2 separate regions of the Mus musculus genome follow, and region 1 is linked to region 2. A link is a loop called in an ENCODE intact Hi-C map of the cell type or tissue named here. Cell type or tissue: heart. All regions are shown on one strand. Links, peaks and the distances in the headings refer to the core of each region. The heading gives the core; the rest is flanking DNA.

Region 1 (15,772 bases), core at 4,822-12,821, 60 kb after region 2:
ATTGCTCATCAGGAATCAAGAAGGCTATCTCCACTCCCAACTAGTCTATCTGGAAAAAAAAATCAAAAATTTCAGGGGGCACAGTACAAATAATACCCATAGAATACATTACTCAGTAGGGGTAAATAATCTACCCCAGACCAAATATTGCTCCAGGAAGATAAACCTCACAACACTATACCTGAGAGCCCTGTACAGCGCTACATTGTGACTTACACCCTTGGCTTTTAATTATCCTACTCTGAGCCTTCTTCTTGCTTGGAGTTGCTAGGTTTATTTTGGTGTCCTGTCTTGACTTGCCTTCTGATATTTTACCTCACAGAGATCTCAAATTGCTAAATATATGTTTACTTCATCTGGGAGATAGATAGAACTCTACCACAGGCCCAAATTCTGCCCCTTGGGTAGAGTGCTGCGTAGTCATCTCTCCCTGAGTGTGAGCAAGATTTGTGACTATGATGCCATATCACATTATGATTTTTTTTTTTATGGCAGAGGAGAATTTGAAGATGCAATTAAGAGTCCTACTGAGTTAACCTTAAGTTAATCAATAGAAAGACTATTCTAGATGAACCTGACGTAATCAGATGAACGCTTTAAGTTATGTTAGAGAAATTTGAAGCTAGACAGACTCGCTGAATCTCACAAAAGTCAGCTCTGGCTGCCATCTTGACTCAAATTCATTTAAGGCCAAGCTCAAGAACCAGCTGGGCCTTGCCTGGACTTCCGACTTACAGAACCGTACATGAGCAATGGTGATGCCTAAGTATCTATGTCTGTAGCAATTTGTCACATTGCAAAATCTAATGTACTTAATTAACATATTAAATGCAATAAATGAAATGATATTTTAAGTATTCAAGTATTAAACATTAGATTTTACCCTATTATTTATTCTAAAATATTTTAAATAAATACACTACAGAAAATGTTTTAGATGACTAAAATAAGTCTAGTGTCATTCATCCTACCTGGAACCACGTGTTAGAAAAGACGGTCCAGAGCTAGGGACGGTGATCTACACCTGTGATTCCAGTGAGGAAGGAGCTAAGACAGGAGCAGTAAAAGTTAAATGCTAGCTTGGGTCATATAGCAAAACTTAAAAAAATAAGAAGGGAGGGAGGGAGGGGGTTGGGGGGAGGGAGGAAGGAAGGGGAGTCAGCTAGTCAGCTTGGGTACTTCATATCTATGCAAATGCTATTCAAAAGGTTTAATTATAACTCAATGTATTTTCTTTCCTTTCCCTTTTTTTTTCTTTTCTCTTGGGGTGGGGGTGGGGGGATAGACAGGTTTGTAAAGGAACAGCCACAACTGCCAGGCTACTCTGTATTTTCTAACAAAGCTTTTTATTGGGTTTCTCTTCTTCCTCTGAATCTCTAATGTAGTAGTCCAACAATCCAACAATGTCTTAAAGTTTCAAACCAACCTACATCAATTCTTCAACCTCATTGAACCCTATAACCCGTATGTGCAGAATTGCAAATGCTTCGTCACATCTAATCCCTTTCTTTGTCCAGTTGACTTGCTCTCATCTTGCTATATTTTCCCATTATTCATCTCCACAAGAATCATTCAACAGGGACACAAAACACAAACCAACCTGCTCTACTTGGTAAGCTGGAAGAAACTGTTTCATAGTCATCCACTAGCAAGCTAAAGTCACCACGAAACAATTCCCAAGTGGGACAAATGTCAAAAAGTGTGACACCCATATGCAATGTGGGAGGAGTCATAGCCATCTAGTACATGTGTAGACGTCGTGGAACACACTGAAACAGAACAGCATATTTCTTAAAATATTCTAGGGAAACAGCTGTAGCCAGATAGGGGATCGCTAGCTATAAATGTTAGCCTCATTAAGATTCACAGTGATGATGATGACCCAAGTTTATACAGCAAAGAGACTCTATAAGGCATCTGACCCCAGAATTGTTTGAATGCTTTCTGTCCAAGTTTTACGACAGAGCTCAGGAAGAGATAAAAGAGTAGTTCTCAACCTGTGGGTCGAGACCCCTGTGGCAAACCTCTATCTTCAAAAACATTTGCATTAGGACTCATAACAGTAGCAAAATTACAGTTATGATACAGCAACAAAAATGATTTTATGGTTGGGGATCACGATAATATGAAGAAGTGTATTTAAGGGTCATAGCATTAGGAAGGCTGAGAACCATTGAGATAAAAGCAGGTGTGTGCTTGTCTAACAGGACAGGCAGAGTCATGGAGGGGGTGCATACTAAAATCCCTAGAAGGAGGAGCTCCAGGTTTCCAAAGATAAATAAATGATAAGGACAGGGAGGTATTAATTACCTTGATTAGATCAGTGTTTATTCAATGCATGCCAAAAATGCTAAAATGTCACACTGCACCAGATTAAGTAGGAACAATTATTTCATGTCAATCTCCCAACTTCTAATAAATGTTCAGTGGTACAGATCTCCAAATTAAAACCTTTTTTTTCTATTGGGGAAGACAATTACACAGACAGTGTAAAGATGTTCACCAGGGATGGAAGAGGAAACCAGGGGGTTATTATTAGTGGCGTTTGAACATCAGTTTTATCAGATGAGAAACCTTATGAAGGTGGGTAGCCACCGTGGTTACACAACATTATGAATATTTTTAGCATCACTGAACCGTTTATTTAAAAATGGTTTCAATAATAAATGTTATCTCTCTGTTTTAGTACAATAAAACAATTGGGAGGAGGGAGGGAACCCTGGAAAATGAAATGTTTCTGCCCAGAAAATATTTTGGGAACTGTGGTTTAAATTCTTTGTATGTTTATTTATCCTGTCTCCTCTTTCCAATGACACCGTGTTCCAGGTCAAATGGTGATCATGTGGCCCACGGTGAGAAAACCTCCTGGTATAACTAGTGGGAACTGCTCGGCCACCTTCCCTTCCCCCAGCTGTGTGATGCAATGGTGCAATTCTGTCTCCTCAAAACCAGACATCCTCTCTCACTGGAGGATTCCAGGGGTGGCTTATCACTGCAGAGCACTCTGTAGACATTCTCCAGACGACCACCATGTGCCAGGCTTAGCACATTACTAAAGCAACAAGCATCCCAGCAGGACACCCACTTTGCAAGGAAGACACTGCCATGCCAGGGAAGAATCCAGGAAGAATTATAACACTGGGGCTTCTGAGAAAGCTGATTAAGTGGCCTGACTGGAAAGTGACTGGCATCCTCAGGGCAGAGAACCTCCAAGGAGCTGGGAGGTGAGAGCTGTAGGGATGACTCAGGCAGGAATCTGGAGAGAGCAGGGTGGGGCACGTAATTCACTGCCTAAAACCCAAAGCCAGTTCCCCACCTTCCAGCGGTACAATCGGTCCCTGATACTTCAAGTTGAGAACGAAGCAGGAAAGGAGGAAGCCCAGGAATCAGAAAGACGGAATGACTTTGCATTTAGCATTGATTCGAAAATGCTAAATTACCTCTAAATTACCTCTTCACATGCCTGATCTAAAATTGGAATCCACCCTCTAATCTTGAGCATTTTACAGTTTTTGTCCACCACACCCCCACCCCTCGCCCCCATCTACCCTCCCGGCATGCATGTGACCCTAAGGCACGCGCGCGGCTCACTTGTCAATGCCTGCGTGCGCAAACTTGTCCACAGCTACTGTCATTGTCATTTCTTCCTCAGGATTTTGAGTTTTGTTTCTACCCCACATGTCGGGTTTAATGGCCGTGTAAAATGTCTTCAGCAAGATCATCTTGGAGGGTTCGCACTGACAGGAAAACTTACAGTGTGTTCAGGTAGGCGAGGGACCCAGAGCTCGTACCGTCCTGATTGTTATGTGTGAAATGAATAGTCTTTCTGAGAAAAAGGTTTACTATTACATAGCGGCCTCACAAAAAACAAATCAAGTATTTTACAGCTTTGTTAGTCCAGGCAAGGGCACCCTAGCAATGCCCGGGCCATTTGTTAGAATGACAGAATCTCGGGTTGTATGGATACCCACTGACTCTGGTTATACTGAGGTGACTTCTCCATCCAACTGTCAAAACTACCACCTCTACCTCGGTCTTATTACAGCGCTTTCTTCTCTTTTATTGTCTGTGAACTAATGATGGAACTTAAATATAAAGGGCACGTGGGACTCAATTAGGCATGGCCGGTGACATCTCTGCAGGCACAATGTGAAATAAAACCACCTTCTTCAGTGAGGGGGGGCTGGCAGCCAGGAAGATGGGTAGTCTCCTAGGAGGACCATGAACACCAATAAAACCATGAATCACCCGAGACCTTGGTGCTGTGACACAGCTGGCTGAGAGGAGCCCCACCTGCGGACTGTTGTAGTGGGGATTTGGGAGTTAGTTACATGTGATATCTACTAATAATGATACTCAACGTAGTCCCTCTTGTGGAGGGACCTGGGCACGGAACCCATGGCTTTGCGTATGCTGGGTTGGCGTTGTGTCAATGAGCTACAGCCTCAGCCTTCAATGAATTCTGTAGTCAACATTTGATTTTTTTTTTTCCTTAGCTCCTCATGCTGATCCCTTACTATTGAGAAGCACAACAAACCCTGTAGGGAAACACTGTGAACTAAGACCCGATGTTTGGGTGGTAATGGCTTTTTACTTATAGAGATGACATTTACCAGACTAACCTGGTTGGCAAGTAGCCGAGTTGGGGACCGGACTCTCCAGATTCTGGCTTTGCTTTGGCAATTCTAAGTGGGAAGATAGTGTTGGTGACATTTTATGCAAGAGAATTGGGGGTCCAGTATGCTCAAGAGACTCAGATTCTGAGCTGTCCTGTGAGCCAATTAATTGCCTCTTCATCTAAGCCAGTTCTCAACTGCTGACACCCTTTAATACAGTACCTCAGGTTATGGTAAACCCCCAACCGTAAAATTATTTTCATGGATACATTATAACTTTAATTTCGCTTCTGTGTGAATCGAATATTTTTTGAAGACGGAAGTTTGCCAAAGGAGTCTCGACCCACAGGTTGAAAATCATGATCTAATTCATCTCTTGTCCTTCTGCCCCCAGCTCCTCAGTAAAAGTCGACATGCTCATTTATGATTTTATGAGTTTTCTGGCATAGCGTTTATTTGCTTATTTATGTGGTGTATGTACGTGTTCACATGTGTGTGCATATGGAAGCCAGAGCTGGATGCTGGGTTTCTTCCGTGGTCGCTCCCCACCTTGTTTTTTGAGTCAGGGTTTCTCACTGAAACTGGATATCCTCCATCCATCTAGGCTTGCTGGCCCAGGAGCCAGAGGGATCCGCCCACCTTTGCTTCCCCCTGGTTCTGGGGTTACAAATGCACTGTAGCCAATGCCCGCTTTTACATGATTGCTGGAGGTCTGAATGCAGGGTCTCACCCCTACACAGCAGCCACTTTACTGAATGGCCTATGTCCAGCCCTTTGATACATTTTTGAATAAGTGATCAGATAATTAGGTGAACCCTATTAGAAAGAATGTGCATGTAGGCTTATGTTTTTCAAAACCTACTTTAGTAAGGGTTCTCAAATTCTTTAATCTCCCTTTTAAACCCACCACCCACCAGAGGTAGTGGAAGAGAGAGGTGAATTGGAAACAGGGATTGTGGACCTGTTTAGAAATAATTCTTTGGAGCCATTTCTATCTTCATTGTTGTTGGCATTTCATCTAGGCTCCGCCCCACAGTTACCTGGCAACAGCCAGATGTGCCTGACTCATAAAAGGGACTGCTTGTCCCCTCCTCGCTCTCTTGTGCTGGCTCTTGCTCTTGTTTCTCACCTTCTCTCTCCATTCCCTTCCCCCTCTCTCCATGTGGTTCTGTCTCTGTGTCTGTCTGTCTCTCTGTCTGTCTCTGCCTTTCTCTCAACTCCTCTCCCTGAATAAGTTCTATTCTATATTGTCCTGTGGCTGGTCCCTCAGGGGGTAGGAATGCCTCAGCACGGGTCTGCAGAGGCACCCCCTTCCCCTACACCACATTGCGCCCCCAACCAAACATATCCTTCTTTTCTTTTTCTTTTTATAAAGCACAGCAATTGTCAGTTGTCCAGTCCACTAGCAAAAGACCAACTTGAACCAGCAGCGAGCAGCTGCAGTCCAGTCCACATGGCAATCACCACTCAGAAACCAACAATGGCTGCTCAGTCCAGAAGAAACGGCAAGACTCTGCCAATGGGCCCAAGTCCATGGACGCAGCTAGAAGCAACCAGACCACCACCTTTGGTACATCTTTCTCTGCGAAGTCACAACAAACAAAGATCAGTGAAGAAAGTGAGGTGAACCAATGCCACAGCATTGTCAGTACAGAGCAGAAAGGTGAAGCCCAACAAAGACCAGCAATGTCAGAGCATCAGCCACTGTCTGTTGGGTTATATCTCTACTCCTTCCAAAATCGGGTACCCTCTCAAGCATTCGCTTCACCAGTCAGCTTCTTGAAAAACACCTGTCTGTCTCCAGAGAAACACCCCATGACACAACTGGGTCTCCCATGAAACCAGAAATTCCCACTTCATGTGAATCACTGGGAAATGCTGGAATCCAATACAAGAAGTAGGGCTGGTGGGTAGTCAACACCTGCCACACCTTTGACCCACTGGGGTTTTCATTCAGAGTCATCTTTCCCCTGGTGGGATCCCAGTGAGCAACTGAACAGGTAGGGATGTGGAAGCCGGGCTACTCCTGCTCCGTGTGGGGATCCTGTGATGGCAACTGCTCGGAGGCTTCCTGACAGCCGGGCTGAGACTTAGTGCCGCTGTGCAGACTGAGAGCTGCCTTCCAACACTGCCTCCTCCTCACCTTTTACCGCGTCACAGCTACATCAGAGCATTTTCTCCTGCACCGTTTCCTCCAGTCTTTCTAGCACACACAGAGTTCCATCTTGACATCTGCTTCTCCAAGGGAATCCATCATTAGGAGCTAGAGAGATGGCTCTGCGGTTAAGAGCATGCACTGTTTTTGTGGAGGACCTGGGTTTGATTCCCAACACCCACACAGTTGCTCACAGCCATCCATAACTCCAGTCCCGGGACATCTGACAGCCTCTTCTGCACATATGTGTAGATAAAGCATTCCTACACAAATAAGTGTAACTAGATCCCAGCCCCAATGGTTCAAGGCTTCCTTTTATCTGTGTTCCATAGCACATTCATTTTTGATGCACTTATTGGAAATAATAGCTCTTTCAGAGTTTGGGGGATGTTTGTTCCCCCCCCACCCCCCTGCCCCCCGAGGTGCCAGCATGGGTTTAAACCCTTCTTAGCAAGTGATGCAGGGAAATTGTGCTGGAGAGGAGCCACAGCCACGGCATGGCACGCATGCTGTCTGCAGCTGCTTTCTGCTCATGGCAGAATGAAGCAGTTGCAAGGGATCTTTGCCGTAACTGCAGTTCTCTGCCATAAATGCTTCTCCAGTTTTGCAGATCTTGTGCACCTCTTTGGAAGGCTTCATGTTCCATGGCAGTGGCTTTCGTATCTCCAATGCTTCTCCCATCCCATGCTTGCTGAGCTGAAAAGATTCTTGCAAGGCTCTGAACATGCCCCGTTTGGCAGAGAAGGAGAGATGCTGGCAGAATCTCTCAGGTGATTTCCCTCCTTGTCCTTTGGTTCCAGGTCTAGCAATAAATCAAAACCTCCAGTTCCCATTGTTGGAGCTGAACAACAGTTGCCAAAGTCACCCTGTCCTATTCTGTGAAACCTGTGCGAGAACATCTTTGTTGGGATCATTATGCAAAGGATCTTGGGAAATGAAGGTCATACTATACTGGATTACCTGGGTATGCCCTGGATGTTGTCACATTGTCCTTAAAAGAAGGAGGCAGCGGAAGATCCAACAGGCATGAGGCAGAGACTGGAGCGATGCCCCCACTAGCAAGAACAGTAGAAGAGAACAGTGAGCAAGCTCTATCCTTGAAGAGGGGGCGGGGCAGAACAGACCTGAGGCTTTCAGATCCCCTGCCTCTACTGGAAATTACATCCCACTGCCCTAACCCCAACAGACACCTTTGAAAGAGCTCTCTCCTCTCCTTCCCCTTTCCTCTCTTCATCCCCTTCCATCCCTTCTCATCTTCCTCCTACTCCTTCTCTCCCCTCCTTCCTCTCTCTCCAAAGCAAGACATATATTGTAGGGAACAAACCATTACAAACTTCTGCTGGTTCTCCAGCTTCTGTCTGTATTTTGGGTCACCCCAGTAAAGATTGTCCCAGGACGCTCCAAAGGAGTCTTTTCTCAGAGGAACCTGGGGCAGGGGCAGGGGGTGGGGGTGGGGGTGGGAGGACTTCCTATAACCTAGCAAGGGTTTCCTCTATGTATCTTCTTGGACCCTAACTGACCAGCTCCATTCATGGCAGTCAATCAAAATGCTAATTATTAAGTGACCTGTCGCCCCAGCAAAGCACCTACCGCTCTGTGCTTTGAGGTACATGGCTGACTTTTGTAAGTCTGCTTCCTCACACTTCCTTCTGTGAGGTACTTATACAGCCATCCTCATTTTTACATGTAAATAACCTATGGTCCTGAGTATGAATTATTTCAGCAGCCAAAATGACAGTTGTCCCTGGTATACATATCTCAAGCTCTGAAAGGATTTGAGGAGACGAAGCTGCCTCTTAACAGCAGCCCGGGCACTCTGATGCTGGTGCTGTGATAATTTTCTTCACGATTTCCCACCTCTTTCCACCCAAATTTAGTTAACAAAAGAACAGGTACCCAGCCAGGTACAGGGTATTTTACTCCCTGAGATGTGCTGACACCTGCTGGCAGATGAAAGAATAACACCACCAAGGAATTTCATAAAAAGCCCTTGTGGGCCTTACAGGAAGTAGTAGGTTGAAGAAGGCAACCGAAACTTACTTGATGATAGTGATGAAGACAGGTCAGAAAGCCCAAAAGGATACCAGGGAAGCTGAGCGGACCCGGAGTCTAAGGTTAAGCATCTAGCCCGGTCGGACTCTCCACGAAACCTCACAAACCCTCTATTGCCCGGTGGCCACAAACAGCTTGGGTCCTGAGATGTAAGCGATAATACCTTTCACCTAAAGCCAGTAACAGAACTGCACAGGCATCCACCGGGTAATGCTGAGCAACGCCTCACTCCCGCTTTCCTGTCACATGTTCTAGAGCCATCTATAACCCAGTTACTGTTGATGCAAGGTGTGTTTAGGTGGTGTCTCAGTTAGGGTCACTAATGCAACGATGGAACAACACGACTAAAAGCAACCTGGGCAGGAACGGGTTAATTTGGCTTACACTTCCGCATCACTAGAGGAAGTCAGGAAGTCAGGTAGGGCTGGAACACGGAGGCAGGAGCTGATGGAGCGGACATGAAGGGGGACTGCTTACTGGCTCTCTCCCCAGGGCTTGCTCAGCCTGCTTTCTCATAGAACTCAGGACCGCCTGCCTAGGGAAGGTACCACCCACAATGGACTGGGTCCTTCCACATCAGTCATTAAGAACTTGCTCTACAGGCTGATCTGATGGAGGCGTTTTTTCCAACTGGGGTTTCCTCCTCTCAGGTGACGCTCATCTGTGTCAAGTTGACATAAAATTAGGCAACACAATTGGCCCTTTGTCAATTGACACACAATGCTTTTAAGACACAACCCTTCCATTTTGTGGTTCATCCCCAAGATCTCAGATAGATAAACATCACGAACATAAAACATGTTACAAACTTAAATTTTCACAGTCTTTACCAATTCAAACACTTTAAGAGCTATCTCTGTAAAATTCAATGTCTCCTTTATACATACACACACACACACACACACACACACACACACACATATATATATATATAAAACTTTTATTTATATGAGTACATTGTAGCTGTCTTCAGACACATCAGAAGAAGGCATCAGATCCCAGTACAGGTGATTGTAAACCACCATGTGGTTGCTGGGAATTGAACTCTGGACCTCTGGAAGAGCAGTCAGTGCTCTTAACCACTGAGCCATCTCTCCAGCTCCCCAAGGTCACTTTTAAATCTAAAATCTTGTCTAAGAACAGTCTCTTAACTGTGGACTCCTATAAAATAAGCTAAATACTTTCTTACTTCAAGAGGGAAAAAATAGCACACAGTCACAATCTAAGCAAAGCTAAGCCGTACTCCAACAGTATAAATAATTCAATGTGCAGTATCTGGGATTCACTCACAACATCCTGGGCTTCTCCCAGGGCCTTGGGTCACTTCTTCAGCTCTGCCCTCTGTAGCACACATGGCTTATCTTGTAAGCTTGGCCAGGACCCATGGCTGCTCTTCTTGGTGGTCATCCCATGATACTGGCATCTCCAAAATGCTGGGGTCTTCTACTGCAACCAACAGCCTCTCCTGGACTTTCTTAATGTTGCAACGCTTCAACTTTTCTTCATGGTCTCTTCATTCCTAGGCTTTCGCCTGCCACTGAGGCTGCACTTTCACCAATGGCCTCTCCTGGACTCAGTGCCAAGCAAGCCTCACCTGTTCTCTGTGGCCCCCTCATGACTACCCAGTACCACCGGGGTGACTCTCATCCATGCCCAAACTTGGCTGTCAGTACAAGGCAGAACCTTGGCTGCCTCTGAATACAGCTGGCATGTGATGACTCTAAGGACACACTTCCCAGATTTCACCTCAACGATGCTGGCCTCTTCCTAATCATGGCTGATTCTTTGGCCCCAGCCTACCAGCATCCACTGTCCCAGCAAAGTAAAGGTTTGTCTTTAGTGGTTTTGGTCTTTTGTTAATCACAGAGAATTCTTCAGCTTCATCTGACCAGAACCACAGATTCTTAACACATAAGGCCTGGTAGAATCTTTGCTTCCCTCTGAAACGTCACAAGCCAGGCCTCCATCATCTGCACTGCTTTCAACACTCTTATCTTCCAAGATCCTATAGAACATCCCACGGAGATCTCAATACTCTGGGCTTCTCTAGCCCAAAGTTTCAAAAATCCTTCCACAATCCCCCCCTAAGCAACATGGCCAGGTGTCTCACATTATCCCACTATGCTGATCCCAACTTCTGCCTTCCGGTTGCTATTGCTGTGATGACACACACTGTGACCAAAAGCAAGTTGTAGGGCAAAGGGTTTATCTGTCTTACACTTGAACTCTCATGGTCTATCACAAAAGGAAGTCGGAGAAGGCCGTCAAGCAGGGCAGGAACCTGAATGCAGAGGCCATGGAAGGGTGCTGCTTATTAGCTTTCTCTCTATGGGTTTCTCAGCCTGCTTTTTTATAAAACCCAGGACATCCAGCCTAGTGATGATCTTACCCACAATGGAATGGGCCCTCCCCTCCCCCACACTAACTAATTAAGAAAATGAGGTGCAGCGTGATCATACAGCATTTCCTCAACTGGGGTTCCCTCCATTCTCAGAGGACTCTTGACTGTGTCGAGTTGAAATAAAATTAGCCAGCATGGGTGGATACCAAACAGCAAACAAACAAAGAAAGTCAAGTCACACAAAGCTATCTGGGCATTCAAAGTAATGAAGTACTGCTTCAGTTCAGGAGATAGAGCCAGAAAGACCAGGCAGGAACCACACTGCAGAGCTCCAGCTTATAGGAGCTTCAGCCCTTTTCCATTCCTTAAGCTTGGTTGGGAAATCTGGGCCATGAGTTAGCAGGCGCAGGCTCATCCTCTCCATGTTACCTGGTCTACTCTCTGCCAGGCATTTTGTATGTCCCTTGATCCCAAATAATGATGGTAATATTCTTGTTTGTTGAACACATATGTAAGCTGAGTATCATGTTGCATAGCTCCGTGGCTCTGTAAAATCACTGTGAAATGTGGCCTTCATTCCCTTCTCACCGCTCTGAGATCTGCAGCCCATAGAAAATTGTAAGCAGAGACCGTACACCAAGAAAGACACATCAGGATTTGCTGACATTTAATGAGGCCATGCTGTCATGGTCTTTGACCCATGCCAGGGGATCATTTCCAGCACGACAGAAGCAAAATCGCAAACATCACCTCTCTTAAAACGTGGGGTGCGTGGGGGAAACTCCTCCCTTAAGGGAAGATAACTTCAGTGTACCTTGGTCCAGAACCTAAAATGTTATCCATAGAAGCACATGATTTTCATTACTATCCTGATAATAACTCAAGTTTGTGTTATATTGATGTAAAACTAGCTAGCACAATATAATATTAGAATACCCAGCTCAAGGGGCTGGGTGGATACATGCATGTGAGACAGACGTAAGGAAACACAATGAATTCAGAGGCGCTACTGAAGATTCTAATATTATGGCCAGGTTCTGAACTGGTGTAGCTGCTGTGAGAAACGGTTTGGCTCCTCAAAAAAGCTGAATACAAGATTTCCTTATGGTCCAGCAACTCTGTGCTTCTGCAGAAATCAAAAGGACTGGAAACAAAAGGCCTCAGGTTGATGTGCGTGCACACACATTTGGGTACTGCGTTAATTACTTTCACATCACTGTGGCCAAGCACCTTGCAGAAGCAACGTAAAAGAACAGAGACTTACTATAGCCCATAATTCGGAGGGTCTATGGTGAGAGGGGAGGCATGCAGCTGGCATGGCCAGGCTAAGTGATGGGAGTCTGCTCTGGAAGTTTCTTGAAGTGTTGACTAAGAGACAGAGTGCCCCAGCTCAAAGTGGACTCTGGGTATAACCCATGAAGACCAACCTCAAGGACCCAGGTTGACCTAATCCTTAAAAGTTCTACAACTTCCCAAAACGATGCCACGAGCTGGAGACCAAGTATTTTCAACACAGGAGCCTGTGAATGGCGTTCCATATTCAAGCCATAAGAAGTACCGTCATTTACTGTGAGAGAGAGAGAGAGAGACTCAAGTACGTATCTCTAGGTAAATGGATAGAAAAACTCGATGTCTGTGATAACATATAATTCTGCCTAGAAAAAGGAAAGGAAATTGAAACATATTACAGTGTGGGACATTCTTGAAGATGTCATTGTAAGCAAAAATAAACCAGTCACAGAAAGACAAATATTGTGGGTTTTGATGCACATGAAGTCCTTTGATACACATTCATAAATACAGAGAGTAGAAGGAAGACCAGCAGAGATAAGGGGGCAGGGTCGAATGGAGTTACTGTTTAAAAGTATAGTTTATGCTAAGGATAACAAAAGGCTCGTGTAAAGATACACAACATATAGATGTATCTAGTATCGCAAGTGCCGTACTCACAAATTCTTAAAACAATAAATACTATATTAGATACATCTTATCATAATGTCGAAAATGTATTCATGTGCCTACCTCCCCTGCTATATTCCACTTTTCCAAAATACCGGAGCTGACTTTTCAAAGTATTTTTAACCCAAAGCATTGAACCTAAAATACTTAGACCACAACAAACAGCTTCACATACAAGACCTACTGAAACGGATCCACACAGACACGGAGAAGGGAGGGAGAAGGGGGTAGAAGTGAGGGAGGAGAGAAGCGGGGAGAAGGGGGGAGAACAAGTAAGTTAAAAGCTGATTGTCAACAATTTAATTTTTTTTTTTTACTCCACATGTGTTTATTGAATACATCCCCAAATTTCTGCACTGGCAATGACCAAATCATCTTGGAGAAGATAGGGTTTAGCTGGCTCACAGGCTGCCCTCCAGCAGGAAGGAAAGCCAAGGCAGGAAGCCAACTTGGAGGCAGGAACTGAAAACTGAGGCACAGACCATAGAGGAACAGTGCTGACTCTCCTGATCTCCGTGGCTTGTTCCGCTTCTTTTCTTTTTCCTTTTCCTTTTCCTTTTCCTTTTCCTTTTCCTTTTCCTTTTCCTTTTCTTTTTCTTTTTTTCTCTTTCTTTTTCTTTTCTTCTTCTTCTTTTTCTCTTTCTCTTTCTCTTTCTTTTTCTTTTTTTCTTTTTCTATCATTATTTATTTTTATTTTCTGTGCATTGATGTTTTGCCTGCATGTATGTTGAATTCCCTGGAGCTAGAGCTATCAGACAGTTTCGAGCTGCCACGTGAGTTGAACCCAGGTCCTTGGGAAGAGCAGCCAGTGCTCTTAACCAGAATCACCTGCCCTTGAGAAACCTAGGGGGCTGGGCAGTGGTGGCACAAGTCTTTAATCCCAGCACTTGGGAGGCAGAGGTAGGTGGATTTCTGAGTTCGGGGCCAGCCTGGTCTATAAAGTGGATTCCAGGACAGCCAGAGCTACACAGGAAAACCATGTTTCAAAAAACAAAACAAAACAAACAAACAAACAAAAAGAAACCCAGGGGTAGCACCTGCCATCGGTGAACTGAGCCCTCTCTTGTCAATCATTAATGACCCCACAGGCTTGCCTACTGGCCATTCCTCAACTGAAATTTCCATTTCCCCCGGGTGACTCAGTTTGTGTCAAGCTGATAAAATCTAAATGGCCCAGTGAGGATCACTAAGTCTCTGTCCTCACAAGATGTTCCTTCTACAGGGGCAAGCTATTTACATGTAAGAGATAGACAGTGTCACAGGGCTCTAGCTCCTGTGGGACAATGAAAGATTGTTGGGATGAAGTGGCAACTCCTTTTGCCAAGCACATTGGGGGGAGCCCCTAAATGATGGGAAGGACCCAGAGTCCAACAATTCCAAGGAGGAAACTCTTGGTGTAGCCAAACAGGAGAGCTTAGGCACTGGTGGAGAAGGAAGCACTTTGTCAAAAGCCCAGGATAACCACCGAGCCTAGACTTTCATGAACAAGGAGGAAGACAGTGGTGCCAAATTGTGTTCCCAAGACAGGCAATCAGTCATAGGATGTAAAAGATAAGGAAGTCATTGTTTTCTGTGGGACACAAGACAGCTAATTGAGGCAGCAAGGAGAGACATGAGTGGGTGAGGATGTAGGCACGAGGGCCACTCTGCAAAAGGCTTGCATGGAGGAGAAGTCGCGTAATTAACATGGAACTCGGGGTCAAAGGTGGGGTTCTGCAGATGGCACTGAACACCGCCGTGTCATCTCCTCTCTCACGACCGCAACACCGCGCGCGGCACTTGTTAGTCTGTTGAGCATATTATTTCCACTAGAGCTTTTCATTTACTACCTTCTGTTAAAAGACAAACGCAAGGAAGGCTAAGTGTTTTTGTCTTCCTGTTGGCAAAATGAACAACACCAAGATGCCTAGCTGTATAACTGGATTTATGTTTACTGTTACATGACTTAGAGTCTTCTGTTAAACCCAGCAAGGTCTTGTCACCTTTCAAATACGGCTCAGTGCCTGCTTCGGTGACTCTGAATCTGATTTCCAATGACAGCATTGCTCCTAGCTCTACCACTCTACTCTTGCTTGGAAATGACCAGAACATCTCTAAGTTCTCAGAGGGGGTGCGGCTCCCATAGCTACCATCTCACTTAAACCTGGACACCTTGGTACCACTCAAGACCCTAAGACTTGGCAAGGTGGGCATTGTCTATGATTTTTAAAGTCAAACCTTATCTTTAGCCATGTGACAAATAAATTTAATGATTATTTTACTGAGACTAATATATTTATTAACATTATTTTTCTATGTCAGAGATGGTGTCAGAGGTGTGTTAGTGGGAAACACAACCTGCCTAGGCTTCCTGTTGGCATGGGAAGGCGTTCCCTTGGGTATAGCAGGATTTTCTCTAACCCACCAGCAGTATAAATAATGGCATGGAAGCTTCTAATACTTCAAAGCTCAAGCCTTTTATATTATAAATATATATGGTATATGATATATATGGTATATGATTGATATATATATATGGTATATCACACACACACCACACACACACACATATACATACACACATATATATACATATATATACATATATATATGTATATATATGTATATATATGTATATATATGTATATATATGTATATCTTGCCCATCAC
Region 2 (15,772 bases), core at 4,084-12,083:
AGTGCTTGTGTTTAGTTTCAAAGAGTTGCAACCTGAATTCATGGAAGTAGAAACACAGGTAGAGGAAAGACCTCATTAGCTGCAGGAAAAAACTGCCTTAGAAGCAAGCTGGCTCTGAGCCAGAGTCCTCATCAGAACACAGAAGAATCCTCAGGCTCTGGAAGTTGTTGGGACAGAGGGACAGGAGGTGGCCTCTCTGGCATGAATACTTTTTCTTCCTCAGACTATGGTTCCCAGGAGAAAGTTGAGCTCCACATTCCTTCTGGCCTCCGACAAGTTTCTTGGTTTACATGCTGTCTTCCAGTAGCCCCTGTTTTCCAGAGTTAAAGTGTGGGAAGACATCAGGCTGGCAGAACTGAATGAAGACTGCGGATAAAATGAGCATGTGTCCGTCAAGGTCTTTGGAAATAGAAAATCAATCTGCGCAGCTCCTTAGATGTGGGATCTTCTCATGTCCAAATGAAGTGTCTAATGAGCAGTGAAGGAAGACGGGGCTCAAGTTTCAAAGGTTTGGGAAGTTCATGGTTTGTCAAAACAAAAATAATAAATGGAATTCCAGGTCACCTCCCGGCAGCAGAGGGCCAGTATTCATCTTGGATAGAACTTCCCTACGGCTCTCCAATCGGGCAGCACTCATCTATTTGGAAGAGTCAAGGTCATCTACCAGCAGTCCCTTGGGAGACTTTATGGTGCATCTTGCAGAGATTCTAGCTTTCATCTTTAAAACAGAAATGAAGCACTTGACAGTTTCATCAGACATGTCAGAAGAAAATCTCCAGCTAAGGGACATATAAGGGCTCCTTGGACTCTGCCCCATTTCTCCCCTTAGGGCATCATCCTGAGTGAGGTAACACATTCACAAAGAAACTCACACAATATGTATTCACTGATAAGTGGATATTAGCCCCAAACCTAGGATACCCAAGATATAAGATATAATTTGCTAAACACATGAAACTCAAGGAGAATGAAGACTGAAGTGTAGACACTATGCTCCTCCTTAGATTTGGGAACAAAACACCCATGGAAGGAGTTACAGAGACGGAGTTTGGAGCTGAGATGAAAGGATGGACCATGTAGAGACTGCCATAGCCAGGGATCCACCCCATAATCAGCATCCAAACGCTGACACCATTGCATACACTAGCAAGATTTTATTGAAAGGACGCAGATGTAGCTGTCTCTTGTGAGACTATGCCGGGGCCCAGCAAACACAGAAGTGGATGCTCACAGTCAGCTAATGGATGGATCATAGGGCTCCCAATGGAGGAGCTAGAGAAAGTAGCCAAGGAGCTAAAGGGATCTGCAACCCTATAGGTGGAACAACATTATGAGCTAACCAGTACCCCGGAGCTCTTGACTCTAGCTGCATATATATCAAAAGATGGCCTAGTCGGCCATCACTGGAAAGAGAGGCCCATTGGACTTGCAAACTTTATATGCCCCAGTACAGGGGAATACCAGGGCCAAAAAGGGGGAGTGGGTGGGCAGGGGAGTGGGGGTGGGTGGATATGGGGGACTTTTGGTATAGCATTGGAAATGTAAATGAGTTAAATACCTAATAAAAAATGGAAAAAAAAAAGAGGAAAAAAAAAAAAGATACAAATCAGAATTTTGACAATAAAGGAAATTAGAATTTTATTGACAATAGCTAAAATATTTTTTCAATATTTCACAAGACAATCTTAAATGTTACTAGTGAGTTATTTTTTCAAATAAATATATTTCTATTAATTAAAAAAAAAATTTCCACTACTCCCATGATCATAAAACCTAGCTCCCTTTCCCTTCTTTAAGAAACCAGTTTGATCTGAGACAAAAAAAAAAAAAGCTTTCTGTCTATTCGGCAAATCCTAGACACACTGATGTGTGAAAGCACCTCACCTAAAATTAAGATACTAAAATATCATTTTCTAGATGGTCAGAGTACATGCCTATGGATTACAAGACCCTAGGTTCTCTGTCATTAATATAATAACTTTAAAATGGTTTTTAGGAACCCCAGCAGAAGGAAAGCTGAGTCTAAAGTGAAGCCACTGTCACTCGGGTGGGGCTGCAGACAGCAGGCTGGGAACCAACACTCCTTGTTCTGTCCCCCAGAAAACATCTAAGGTCCACAGTGCTCTCACAATTCCATATTTTACGCCAGGAGAGCACACTGCCTGTTATCCAAGAACGGAGAGAAGTGTAAAATAGATTACGAAGAACTGAAGAATATCAGCTTTGCCTCCTATCCTTCCCCCTCATTTTAACTTGTCATAAGATCTGAAGACAGTGCTCCGTTATTGGAAAACGGAGAGATGACACCGTTACCAGTGCAGTCCAGGCAAGACCTTACAGAGTATAACTAGAGTGATCACAGGGAGAGTTAGATAAAAGCCAACAAAAGTCTTGATCAATGACTGCTAAGTGCTAAATATTGTAAGAATACAGAGAGGCTTACAAAGATAAGAGAAATATCCTTGTCCTTCAGGAAACATGAAGTGAGTGGAGAGGAAGACAAGTATAGCTCTCCCTATATGGCAGAAAGCGAGTCACAAGATCTTTGTTCTTAGATGGACCAATGTTCTTGATACAATGGAGAGACCCAACTAAAAGTAGAAAGCAGAGGCTACAAATAGGGAAGGCAGTTAAGATCAACAGCAATGCTCTAAGCAAGAAGCAATAAACGCCTCAGCCTGGGAAGTATTTCTGGCACTGAAGAGAATAGATAAAGGAAAGTCCTCCTATAGGCCCTGATGACCATCACCATGAGTGGAAGCCCAGGAAGATTGAGAAAGCAAACTTCCAGGTTCTTGCCCTGCCATGTGGGGACACGATACAGCCATCACCCTTGCTGGGGAAATCAGAAGGAGAGGAGAAACTGTGTATCTCATAACCAGGATGCTTAGGACCAGAAGGGATTTTGGGTTTTGGATGTTGATGTATTTACATAGACATACTGAGCTACCTCAAAAGGTGTGGGATCCAAAGTTGAAATTCAATTATGTCTCCTAAACCTCCCCCTTACACACATAGCCCAAAGTCAACCCTATATAGTAAGTCAGATGACTTTGTGGTGTCACTTGTAAGCATCATCTTGGTACTCCAAGGGTTTTAGATTTTAAAGTAGTAATGCTCAACCTGTTTTAAAACCATAGAAAGAGAAGCCTGTTGATGAAGATCTTTTGAAAGTAATCGAGTTTAACAGAACAAATACTTCTCTGCTTCATTCTCTGCAGAGTTTAAACACCCCAAACCTCCTGATTATAGTCTCTCCTCTAGGAGAGGGTAGCCAGGGAACATGCTAGCCCTGCATAGTTCCCAAATATTCTTACCATCAGTGACACAATTTGAAGCACCCCAGAGAGCTGATTTTATTTTTTCCACTCGTCTCCAAGGATCCTCTAATTAATGAAAAGGCAAAATGCCGCCTAGACAAGAGGTAACCAAAACACACCAAAGATGCCATTGATTCAGAGTCTCTTACAAAAACAAATCCGCTGGCAGGATTCTAACTGGGTAAACAGTCCCTAAAATGGGAATCCAAGCAGAGAGAGGGCAGTGTGCAGAATGCATCAGATCATAAACAACCCCCACCCCTTTCAAACCTCTGAGCAAGGAAATCAACCCCAGTACCAGCTCAGAGAAAGAAAAATGTCCTGGCAGTCCTGCCCCCAGTGACCAGGGACCAGATGGCCAGGCATTTGGGAACTTCTTGGGTTTTGCTGCATAGGAAGTAGTCTCCTGGGGGGACCCTGATTGGCCTGTGTCATCCTCCTCTTCCCGCTGTGTCCCATCAGTACCACTGGGCATCAGAGAAGATGCTCAGAGCCTTAGAATGATGTCAGCAGCATATTTTCTCACAGATTGATGGAAGTGCCTTTTACTCCTGGTTTGTCACAGATGATCCATGAATTTTGTTGGTGCTTTTCTTCTTTTATTGAGGGGGGTCATATGTTTTTCTCCTTGATAAAGAATCCTGTGGGGCTGGAGAGATGGCTCAGCGGGTAAGAGCGCTGACTGCTCTTCCAAAGGTCATGAGTTCAAATCCAGCAACCACATGGTGGCTCACAACCACCCATAGTGAGATCTGACTCCCTCTTCTGGTATGTTTGAAGACAGCTACAGTGTAGTTATGTATAATAATAAATAAACCTTAAAAAAAAAAAGAATCCTGTGGATGACTTTCAAAACCCTAAGTCACAGGACTATTCGCTACAAACTCCCCTTTCACTATCACAGGTAGCCTTTCTTTTTCCACAAATGGCACAGCTGTCCTTTCCAGACTCTTCTGTTTTACATAGCGACTGGCGTTCCATGTATTAGCGCAATAGGGTTTTGGATTCTGAGGGGTCCACTGGCTGGCTGACTAGGAGGTCGGAGCCCTTGGTGGCACTTGGGAGCAGACCAGAAGTGTAGGGCTTGAAGGAGCGACTTTCCAAATGACAGAAAGCAGAAAGTCATAAATCCATCCACCCAGAACTCAACTCTTCTTGGCTTAAGCGCCCCAGGAAAATCTTAGCTCTGAGCCCTAGGGAGACTATTTATCTCTCTCTTGCCCCGTGGCCTTTTGTGTTGAACACTGTAGAATCAGATCTTCCATAAAAAGAAAGTCCCTGCCTTCTGTAGATCAGCAATATAGTCAGCAAACAGACTTAAAGGAATATGCATGCTCCTGGCAGCAACTATCCTGGGGCATTACCTCTGTGCTCTGGAGTGCTTGAGAGGTGAAGCCAAAGCCAAAGCCTTTGCTAATCACTTTCACTTTTATTTTCTTGTTTATTTAATTTTATTTTAATTTTTGGCACAAAGTATTGCTATGCAGGTCAGGATGACCTTGAAATCCTACTGCATCAACCTCCAGAGTTCTGGGAGCGATACAGGCATGGGCCTCCATTCCTGGCTCTGAGAATGAATTGTTTTATGTATCTACTGCAATTCGGGCCAAGTAGGACGGCACACACTCTAGAGGCTGAGACATGGAGATCACAAGTTTAGATCTACCCAGCATGCATAGTGAGATACTATGTGTCAGTCAACCAATGTATCCAAGATTCAAACAAGCAGGAGCTAATTTGAAAGTTGTAGGTAGAAGAGATTTTGATGATATATTTGATTGGAATCTTCAGAGACTGCCTTTTTAAATCTCAGCTTACTGACAAATTCAGCTTATGATTCTGGGCCAGTCATGGTACTTATCTTTTACTGCTTTCACTCATGTGAAAAGAATAGAAATTATGAAGGTGAAGCCAAGATAAATATTCTATTGTAAGGCCAGATGTGGTGTGTTGTGTCTATGATTCTAGTACTTGGGAAAGTGAGACAGAGGACTGCCGAAAGCGTAAGGCCAGCCTGGGCTACATAGTGAGTTCCAGTCCAGTCCAGTGCAATCTGCAGAACAAGGTCTTGCCAAGAAAAAAGAAGAAGCCAGAAGGAAATTCAACAGTAGTGACAAGAGCAGGCAAAACCAATAATCATCCCCATGATGAGACAACACCCCATGCAGAGGGTCTACTACCCACTATGTGAGACCCAGACAGGGTCACTTTCTTACGGCCATGCAGTTGGCAAATAGCAGGGCTGAAATCTAAATGCAGGAAATAGGACATCAAAACACTTGATTTTCAACTCTCCGTGTCCTAACATGAAAAAATGGTGAAGCGCGCGCACACACGCACACACACACACACACACACACACACACACACACACACACACACACAGAGAGGGGGGGGGCTTCTCTAAGGGGCACGATCACCTAGTCACAGGTAGAACACAAATGCTATTACTCTAACCTTTGACCTCACAACTACTATTTATTGAGTGCTTATGCACACACACGCACATGCACACGCACACACACACACACACACACACACACACACACACACACACACACACACATACTGTCTTAAGGCACTTTCTCCACGCTTCTGTTTACTGATGCTGGATTTTGCTCTTGTCTGGTGTGGAAAACCTGGCTTTAGATTACTAAGACTTGAGTGTCACCTGTCACCACCTTGTTGTAGAGGCCCCTTTTAACACTCAGCTTCACATTCCATATTTTGTGGAGTTTTCTCCACTCGCTTACTCTTTGGTTTCCTAGAGCCCATCTCTTCCTCTGAGGACATTGGACTCTTAGCTGAGCAACTCCTGACCTTTGCCAACAGTGGGTAGAAGAGGGCAGGACATGTCCGTGTGTACCTGTATTCACAAGCACTCGGGGCACAGTAGCTTTCAACTTGGACTAAGCAACGGGAACCATGTGCCATTAACTTGTGCTTCCTGCTACACTGGCTGTGAGGTACTCAGCATAATCAAAGCTCTGGATTCCATATATATATATATATATATATATATATATATATATATATATATATATATATATATATATGGAGAGACAGAAAAACAGAGAGACAGAGATAGAAGAGACAGATTCAGACAGATGACAGATAGATAGATAGATAGATAGATAGATAGATAGATAGATAGATAGATAGATAGATAGATAGATAGATGAAAGATATGATTAGACAGACAGACAGAGATGAGTTAGTATCATTTGTCAAGGGTGGTGGTACACGCCTCATCATAGCACTTGGGGAGCTGAAGGTGAAGGATCTGAGTTTAAGATCAGCCTGGCAATATGTAATAATATCAAAGGGGGTGGGGAGGAAAAAGAAAGAAAGGCAAGAAAGAGGCAAGCAAAGAAAAAACACTCTATGTCCCAGGACACCAGCAGTCACAACAGTCATCGGACATCAGAGCCAGATGGGAGGGCAGAGCAGAGCAAAGAATCCATGCTGAGACAGAGCGATGCAACCAGGAGACGAGGGCACAAAGGCAATCACTGCCGGAATTCAAAGGGGAGGGAAAACTCATGTCTGGAGTTCAAGTCCTGACTAATTCAGTCTTCTATGGTTGGGCAGTGCCACGAGAAACCTCAGACCCAGAGCAAAGGCTGATGGGAGTCGGAACAAGGCTCTACCTTGGCAAACCACCACCGCTTCTCTTAGCTGCAATAAAAGAAAGAGGAGGTAAGATAACTTCATGTGTTCCATGTACTCTTGCTTAAGGACTTTAGCACCATTTTGTTCCTGACATAAATTTTGCTACCTTGTCACAGTGTGTCCTCATGGATTCCTGGAGGCCCCTGATAATGACTTGCAAACACTGTCAATGGAACACTAACCCAGACAGCCACTGGTCCTGTGACTTCACTCCCTTATTGGGGGATTCACACACACACACACACACACACACACACACACACACACACACACACACACACACACACACACACCATACAGCCTGGCCCTCCCTCGAACAGGGAACTTCCCTGGAAGTGTTCTCTACCAGTCTGAACTATTAGCACAAAGGCTGCATATTCAAGGGGTCTAGGAGGTGAATTCTTGACCTGACCCTGTTGCCTGGGTACAAGCTGACTCTTTCCCACAGTCTCTGGCCCAGACCTTCCTATCACAGCCAGGAATGTATGCTGCAACTGACTGTAGCCTGGATCCGGACACAGACTCGGTTCGATGATTAATGAGAAAAAAAGCTTAGTCAGAATTACACTCAAGGATGCTGGTGGTGCTGTTTCCTGTGGGCACTCATTTCTCCAGGGCATCTCATTCCTTGGGAGCTGTACAGCTATCCCTGTGAGATTATGCATCTGTGACGCCAATCACCTTTGTGACAGATAATGGGAGACACAGACTTGCCTGTGTTCCCATCAGCGACCGTGTCTGACTGCTGCTACATTCATCTCCAGGAATTTCCTAAAATGGTGATGCTTGCTTCTGTTTATCTCGTTGGATAATGTTAAAAGCAACAGGAAAAAAAAGAAAGAAAACATTACATGTTCTGTCTTATGTCACAAGTCTGTGAGAGAGATGGACATTGGGGGCTCTAATTAGGTCAGCATGCTCAACCCCATTCTTGGATAAGATTGGACTCAGCTCAAAATTTTGTTTAACATCCATTTCTAACAACTGCATATAATGCTCACTTAGTGGTTTTGACACAGTCTTTCACTATAATCTGTAGCCCAGGCTGCCTCTGACTCAATCCTGTACTGGGATTATAGGCATGCACTGGCTAAAATTAAGCTTTGATACCAAATATGAATCTCTTGGCTTGCTTTTTTTTTTAAGGGGAAATGAGATTTCTAGAGATTTCCTGAGGAAGCTGAAAGCGTCCTAGCTTCAGCTCATAGCAAACAAACACAACTGTGCCTGGGATCCTCGGAGGAAGACTGTGAGGCCAGAGCATCCTGAGATCAAGGAGAACGCCCAGTTAACGGATTCTATTGTTTACCAGTGTTTATCAGCTTTCAGGACCACAGGTGAGAAGCCAAGCTCAGCCCGCTCTCATCTTTTGGAACAAAACAGATCCACCCATAATCGTGTTGATCAAATGGCCTGTGAACTACTGTACTGGTTCCCCTCTGGGCTGTGGTCTGATAACATCCACCAGAAGAGTGTAGTCACCACATGGCCTTTCTTTTGTGCACTGGCACACACACACACACACACACACACACACACACACACACACACACACACACACACACACATTTGCTAGAGTGAGGATAATTTGGAGTTAAACTGTAATTGATTTATCTGTTTCATTCTCCCTCGTGTTTGAAGTCAAACAATAACAAAAATCTCCAGAAATCTCAAACAAATACATTATAGCTTCATGATCCTAAGGGCTTGATGCAAAGCCTCTGGCGTGTGTACCATACTCTGGGAGAAAAGGACCAAGAACATAGAAATCACATGCTTTTAACCCTTGCACTCAGGAAGCAGAGGCACATGGATCCCTGTGAGTTCCAGGGCAACCTGGTCTACATACAGAGTGAGTTCCAGAGCAGCCAGGCAGAAACCCTGTCTCCAAAAACCAAAAGCAAACATCAAACAAACAAACAAACAAGCAAACCAAAAGACAAACAAACAAAACCAACTGTGACTGATTGAAATAGAATCTGGTAGTAGTAGTAGTATGAAATGGAGAACATCTGAGTTAATTAGAATAATGTTACTTATAAAGATACTCAATGACTTGGAGAAGGAGGTATCACGTCATGTAGAAACACAGAATGAGTCTCGGTTGTCTTCAGACACTGGTAGATCCGGGCATGGAATCCAGGCTTCCAGGCACATAACTGAGTTTGCTTCATGGAGAACAAAGAACGAGGCTTTGCTTATTTGTCTGGACTTGCAGCCTTGTAAACCACACTTGGGTTACTGAATTGCAATCTCTGAGCCTCATCCACTCAGTTAAAGAAAGAAAGAAAGAATAATAATAATTGACACTGACCCCGAGTTATTGTGTGTAGACTAAGTAAGAGGATGCATGTTCTGAATGCAAAGCAGATAAGGAATGTTCAGTACTGGATTCTCAATGAGGGCAGGAAAATTTCAACATCTTGCACATCACATGCAATGTGATTCTGTCATCACACCTCACCTAAACTAGAGGACAGCAGGTCTGTATTCCAGAGATGCTCTTTAAAGCCCCACAATACTGAAGTCAAAGAACCAAGGAGCTCCTGAAAGATTTTGATCCTATTAAAATGACAAGCCATTGGATTTGTCTGTAGCAAACTAGACAAGAGTTAAGCCGTGGTTGACAACAGTCAACCTAAGCTATTCCTCGATTCTAGGACACTGTTGTCAAATGCTTTAATTTTGCGCAGATACATTTGCATGAGCCAACCGTGCCTTTCGTCTAATTTGCCCTTAGTCACAGTCTACCCTACCTTTGCTCTGCCCTTCCTAGCCTTAGGAATCGAGGGTGTGTTTGTGTCTAGTTAGTGTTAAGATAAAATTAAATACTCTGTGCTCACATTTTACTTCTCAATTCTGTTCTAAGGTTTGTAAGTTCGTTCAAATGAAAGTTCACTCTAAGAATTCATGGATTGTCAGTGTCTCTCAGGGTGCGTTCTAATACCAAGCTGGTTCAGATACAAAGCCTGAATTGAGGATGCCACAGACCATGGCTGCTTTTGGTTTTCCAAGGAAAACCCACATTGAGGGACCAACCATTGCTTCTCTCAGACACAGAAGTAATATTTAGGGTGAAACAAAACTTCCAGAAGGAAACGGACAGTTCCTGGAATGGATATCAGTTGCAACATCAGTGTAGTGACCTTGTGACCTTATGACCCCATTCGGACCTTGACCCAACACAGGCCACACACAACCCCATACTGAGTCCCTTTAATCTGTACTCTGCTCCCACCAAGCCCCTGGTACTGGCTAGCGTCCAAGAGGAGTGGGACTTCATTTTTTTTTAATTGAAAACATTATTGTTCTTATGTATGTATGCATGAATGCATGAGAGTGTGCATGTCACAACACATGTTTGGACATCAGAGTCAGTTTTCTCTTTCCACCCTTCAGTGGATTGTGACAAACAGAGATTAAGCCAGCAGGCTTGTGTCACAGAACCTATACCCACTGAGCCATCTCATGGGTGTTCTTTGTGGAGAGAAGGAGGGAGGGAGAGACTACATGAATGCGTATCAATAACCAAAGCAATTCATTACAAATTACAACACATAGCTATTATCTTTTGCCTTTTAATCACAACACCCCAACACACCTCCCCACAGTGAAACCAGGGTAGGATAAACCGTCACTTACGGCTGGAAATGTCACAAACTATGTTCAAAACGCCTTAGAAAACTCTAATTCAATAAGTCTATCGCTATAAATGTACACTGAAGTAAGGAGACTCACATTTATGTTTAACTTTAAGGATAATCACTACAGAGTTATATTAATGAGTCAAAATTGCAAGCATAGCATGTACCCCATAGTGTAAAAACTTCTTGGGAATTAAAAGTTTGGCTTTCAAGTAAGGTTTAAGAACACAAAAATGTTCATCATAATAAATGGTGAAATGAAATGTGTGACAAGAACCTAAGCAAACAAAGATGAGGTTTGTGTTTTATTTTGGTTTTGAGTTTGCTAAACCAACCTTTAGAAGTCTGCCTGGTATCAGACTCTTCCTGTGTTTTAGCGGCATAAGAGTTGTTATAGTGCGTCAAATCCCAGTTCAGCAATCAGAAGAGTCCCCAGACAGGTCAGGAGACAAAGCTGGCTTCCCTAAGAGAGGGTCCCCAGGAGTTCCAGTTAATATTAGGGGAAGCAGTTCCTCAGGTGTGGAGAATATTATAGCTCACACAGACTTCTTCAGCTGTGCTTCCCCGCTCCAGACACCTACATGGTCTTTTGAAATTGATTGTAAACTATTATTCTCTGCATTTTTGTAGGTGAGAAAAGAAAGGCTGAGAGGGGACCAGCTGGTGATTGACAGTCCCTCTCCCCCAAACCCGCCCTTCCTCCCTTCAGCCCCAACTCCCAGCCCTATGCCCCCTGCACCCCACCTCCCGCCCCCTTCCAGCACCTTTTCTCTGGAAAAGGGAAAATGGGCCTTCCTCTGGAGAAAGGATTTCAGACTACATTCCTGACTCCTGTATATCCTGCTCCTGGAGAAAATGTGTTTACATTTAGCCTAAACTCCGTGCTTCCACACCACAGCGCTCTCACAGGACTTGTATACACTGCTGGTCAATCCTATAATCTCTAGTTAGGCCTAATGTGTGATAAGAGTGATCCCTGTCAGGCGGACTATCGCCAGCCACAAACACACTGCGCTGCCCTTACAAGGTAAGATAAGATGGGGGTAGGAAAGGCCTGACTTACAGGTACTTTCTAATCCAGGAGAATGTCCAGGAGTCAAGGCTATTATGAAGACATGCCAGTTATCACCAGAAGCCGATCTTGGCTTTGGCTCTGTCTCCCACATCAGGCAAGCCTTTCCCCCTTAGTTATTCTGTTATATCCGGTCGCTGTCTGGGTCAGACTTCTCCAACACCACTGTATAAGTGAGTCACTTGGGAATCCTGTAAGAAAGCAGACTGAGTTCAGTTCCAAAGGTTTACTCTGAGTCAGCTTTTCTGACCCAGGTCCTCCCACGACTTCCGGTCTAGAGGACACTAGTAGATCACCACCAACTTTGGGAGTGGGGACCCATGCTTTGCCAGATTTTCATTCTGGGTTCCTTTTCTGAGGCAAAGGCACGGGCCACCTTCATTTCTAAATTACACCATCAGCAGTCACTCTGGGTTACAGGAAACTCCCCCGTGGTGGATGGACTCTACTTTTGTAATTCCCTGGGATGCTTCAACTTCCTCCCCAGTAAAAGTCAACCAGAATCTCCTAGGGTATTGCCTGATAGATATCACTGCATCCCAGATACTCAGGTGACTTTACGAGACAGCCAAGGTTAAGGTCCCTTCCCTTGGGATGCGACCACAGAACCCATCTCCTATGCTGCTTCTACCTTTAAAGTCTGTGCTCACCCTTTGCCCTCAATATTCACCCGAAGATGAACTGTAAATTCCTCTCACTCAGCCTATTAACCTTGACCAATTACCACCTCAGAAGACAGACGAATGAAAGTTACTTCAAAGAGACCTCTTGGGAGAAGAGTCATAGAAGGTAGGGACTAGGTTTTTCTTTGCTTTCTCTCATTTGGGAAGTGGGAGGGGGTTCATTCAAGAGTTTGTTTTTCATTACTTTATCTCATGAAGCTATTCATAGAAACTGGTTTTTGTTTTCTGTTTTGTGGTTTTGTTTTGTTTTTAGAACGCAAAAGGACTTTAAGATAAAACTTAAGTACTTTGGTAATTAAGCAATCACAGTCTTTTATAGGTACCCAGGTTGCCACTAACACTCAGACAGTTTGAACAGCCAAGTCATTTAAAAATCTATTTTTTCCCCTCCTGAGAGCAGGGACCCCAATGGAGAAGTTAGGACAAGGACAGAAGGAGCCGAAAGGGTTTGCAACCCCATAGGAAGAACAACAATATCAACCAACCAGACACTCCAAAGCTCCCAGGGACTAAACCACCAACCAAAGAGTACACATGAAGGGACCCATGGCTCCAGCTGCATATGTAGCAAAGGATGACTTTATTTGGCATCAGTGGGAGGGGAGGTCCTTGATCCTGTGAAGGCTTGATTCCCTAGTGTAGGGGAATGCTATGGCAGTGAGGCAGGAATAGGTGGGTGGGTGAGGGAGCACCCTCATAGAGGCGGGGGGCAGGGTGGGGGGGGGGTTGGGGCAAGGGATAAGGGGTTTGTAGAAGGGAAACTGGGAAGGGGGATAACATCTGAAATGTAAATAAATAAAATAACCAATGAAATTTAAAACAATCTCTTTTTTTTTCTGTGACTGGGATGTAAAGCAAATAAGTAAGTATAAAAAATCATTTTTCCCATAAAATTGGTTCACTCCAGCAAGATAAATATCTAGGGCCATGTTATTTTAAAAGGAAAATTGAGAAGCAGAAGATATTAAAAATATACAGGGATGATCTTTATCACAGGGTCCTAGAAATATCTAATGATTCATTCATTACTAGGAGTCTGTCTTCAGGGGGAAAATATTTTCCTTTCCTATAAGTCATTCCATATATGGTAACTTATTTTAAATATATCTTATTTGCTTAGAATCTTCTGTTTTTTAACTGCCCTGAATCTCTTTTTTCTTTTTTGAAATAATAAAATAACAGTATAGGTGGCTAGTTCATGTATTTTCACTCAACAACAGCAGTAAAAAAAAAAAAAAAAGGGCATTTTCAGGAAAGTCCACCTCACCTAAGCTGAACAAAAGTCCCCTCCTCAGCAAACTGGGCCACATTCAAGCGTCTGGGCCAATGTCTCATTTGGCCAATTCTTTGAGCGTTCATTTATTTATTTATTTGTTCATTTCTTTATTTTTGTTTTAGATGTGTTTATTTTTACTTTGTGTGCATGAGGATTTTTGCCTGCATGGATGTCTGTGTGCTGCATGCTTGGTGCCCGCAGAGGCTTGATGAGGTCATTGGATACCCCGAAACTGGAGTTACAGTTGTGAACTCTTATGAGGGTGCTGGGAATCAAACCCGGATCCTCTAGAAGAGGAGCTGGTCTTCTTAACCACTAAGGGGCTTCTCCACCGACTCACTGGGCTGCCGTACTATCTGAAAAACTTTAGCTCTGATATAGGCGCTCGTCTGGAATGCATTCAAGTATTTATCCAGAGACTTATTGTTGAACAAGTATTTATCATGTAACTATCATATTTCAGTACTTAAGTATGAAATATGGAAGTCATGCCTCTTACCTTCAAGACTCTAGAAGCCAACAGGAGAAACCAGCGTACATGCAAAAAGACCATGTGGAGCTGAGATGAAGAACTCAGGCCCAGAGGAACACAGTGAACTCGGCTCTATTCTCAATTTCTTAGCAGCATGAGCCTAGAGCTATTCACAACCTCCATTCCACATCTCTAATGTCTGGATAATAGTGGTGTGTATATATATTAGACTAAAGGAAATCTTCCCTGTAAAGCCATTTAGCCAAGTACCAGATATACACTAAGCAGGCCAGGAATGTGAAGCAGCCCTGTGTGTGGCTCAGTGGTAACAGGGCAAGGAAGGATCCATGCGGCTCCAGGCTGAGGTAGTACTGTTTGAAGCCTTTATGAACATAACTCAGACTGTGCTTAAGACAGTTGGGAACCCCTGCTACTTAAGGTCTCAGTCTACCATGTCAGGCTAGCTCCCTTTTCCAGCAGGGTTTACTCTTCTGCCCTATCTATGGAGTCTGACCCCTACCCTCTACCTGAGGAATGTCATGGAATCCTTGGTGAAATTACAGATTCAACTCCCTAGAATGCCTCTTTATGCAAATGAGGTATTCCCAGAACCTGGGTTCCCACTTTTCAAGGTTTATATAGTCCTTGTTCCAAAATACAGAACACAAGCTGTTTCATTGACTGTTGTCTAAGGGAACTATTTTCTAAAAGAGCTATAACACTGTAAGAGCTGCAACACTGAAATCTTCAGAGACACCTCCACCCCACCCTATCCCCACTCTGAACCTTGCTTCATTCTTTCCCTAACTGGTATGCATCAGGCCAGACACTCCACAGGAAGATGAAGACTGTTGAACTCGCTCAGCTGGCTTCATCCTTCTGGAGTTGGTGTACAGCAGTGCCTGGACATGCCAAGGGAAGTGGCAAAAACCAGAACCACACAAGACAACTAGCCACGTAAAGCAGGGGTTGTATCATGAGTCACTCTGAAGCCACAGACTATTAAAATCAGGAAAGGATTGTCATTAGCCTCAGAATATGATCAGTAATAACACTGGTTTGTCCCAGCTATCTTTGGGCCTTAATAGCACATGTCTGTGCGTAAGGATCCCATCTCAGAGTTCCTGTCAAATCTAATAACAAAATGCAAAGCATGCGAATGCCCTGGAGATGCTACAGAAGGCAGTACTCTCCGAGGAGTGTGTCTGCAGTCCCATGATGGCAAACGCAAGAGCAATTAGAACCTTGCAGTTGAACTTTGTTCCTTCTTGGCACCTAACCTCCCTCCTCAGCCCAATCTGAGTTAATACAAAATAAACACGTCTTCCGTTGGCAGAGCCTGGGCACGGTTGATTAAAGGTGGTTCGGAGAATAGAAAGGGAATTAGATAAGGAAGGAAATGTCAAGAAAATCCCACAGGCAGAAACGACAAAGGTCCCAGCTATAAGGACATGTGACCTGGAATGGAAGGCAGAAGGGCACTAGGGAGAAAAGGAGTGCTGTGAAGGCCAGTGCCAGTTGTCAACTCAACGTCTGCAAAGGCACCAGAACCCAAGCGCTTTCTCGAGTGGATTATCTCAAGTGGGAAGAACTGCTCTGAATCTGGCCCACCCCTTCTGGTGGCCACCCACAT

What was found. Hi-C counts contacts between places; a loop is a spot of excess contacts. Peaks named below come from ENCODE experiments on the same cell type or tissue, not always from the same donor. Only the 100,000 strongest peaks of a DNase experiment are listed, where the experiment ranks them.
Region 1: a loop joins it to region 2, with 2.7 times the contacts of the local background. A loop is called at or near these places in 2 of 42 quality-filtered maps.

What each region holds. Positions count from the first base shown.
Region 1 is chr8:35,853,360-35,869,131 of GRCm38, reverse strand. It overlaps 5430403N17Rik (RIKEN cDNA 5430403N17 gene), which reads left to right. Exons shown (of 3, transcript NR_046181.1): 3 at 2,827-5,047. Among named protein-coding and RNA genes, the nearest start is that of 5430403N17Rik, 22 kb to the left of the region's middle. In heart, for the core only: a CTCF peak has its summit at 8,718 (motif pointing left); no DNase peak of the experiment used is centred there.
Region 2 is chr8:35,912,169-35,927,940 of GRCm38, reverse strand. No RefSeq gene overlaps it. Among named protein-coding and RNA genes, the nearest start is that of 5430403N17Rik, 37 kb to the right of the region's middle. In heart, for the core only: no CTCF peak of the experiment used is centred there; DNase peaks (open chromatin) are centred at 7,570, 8,270 and 11,880; H3K27ac peaks cover 1,431 bases.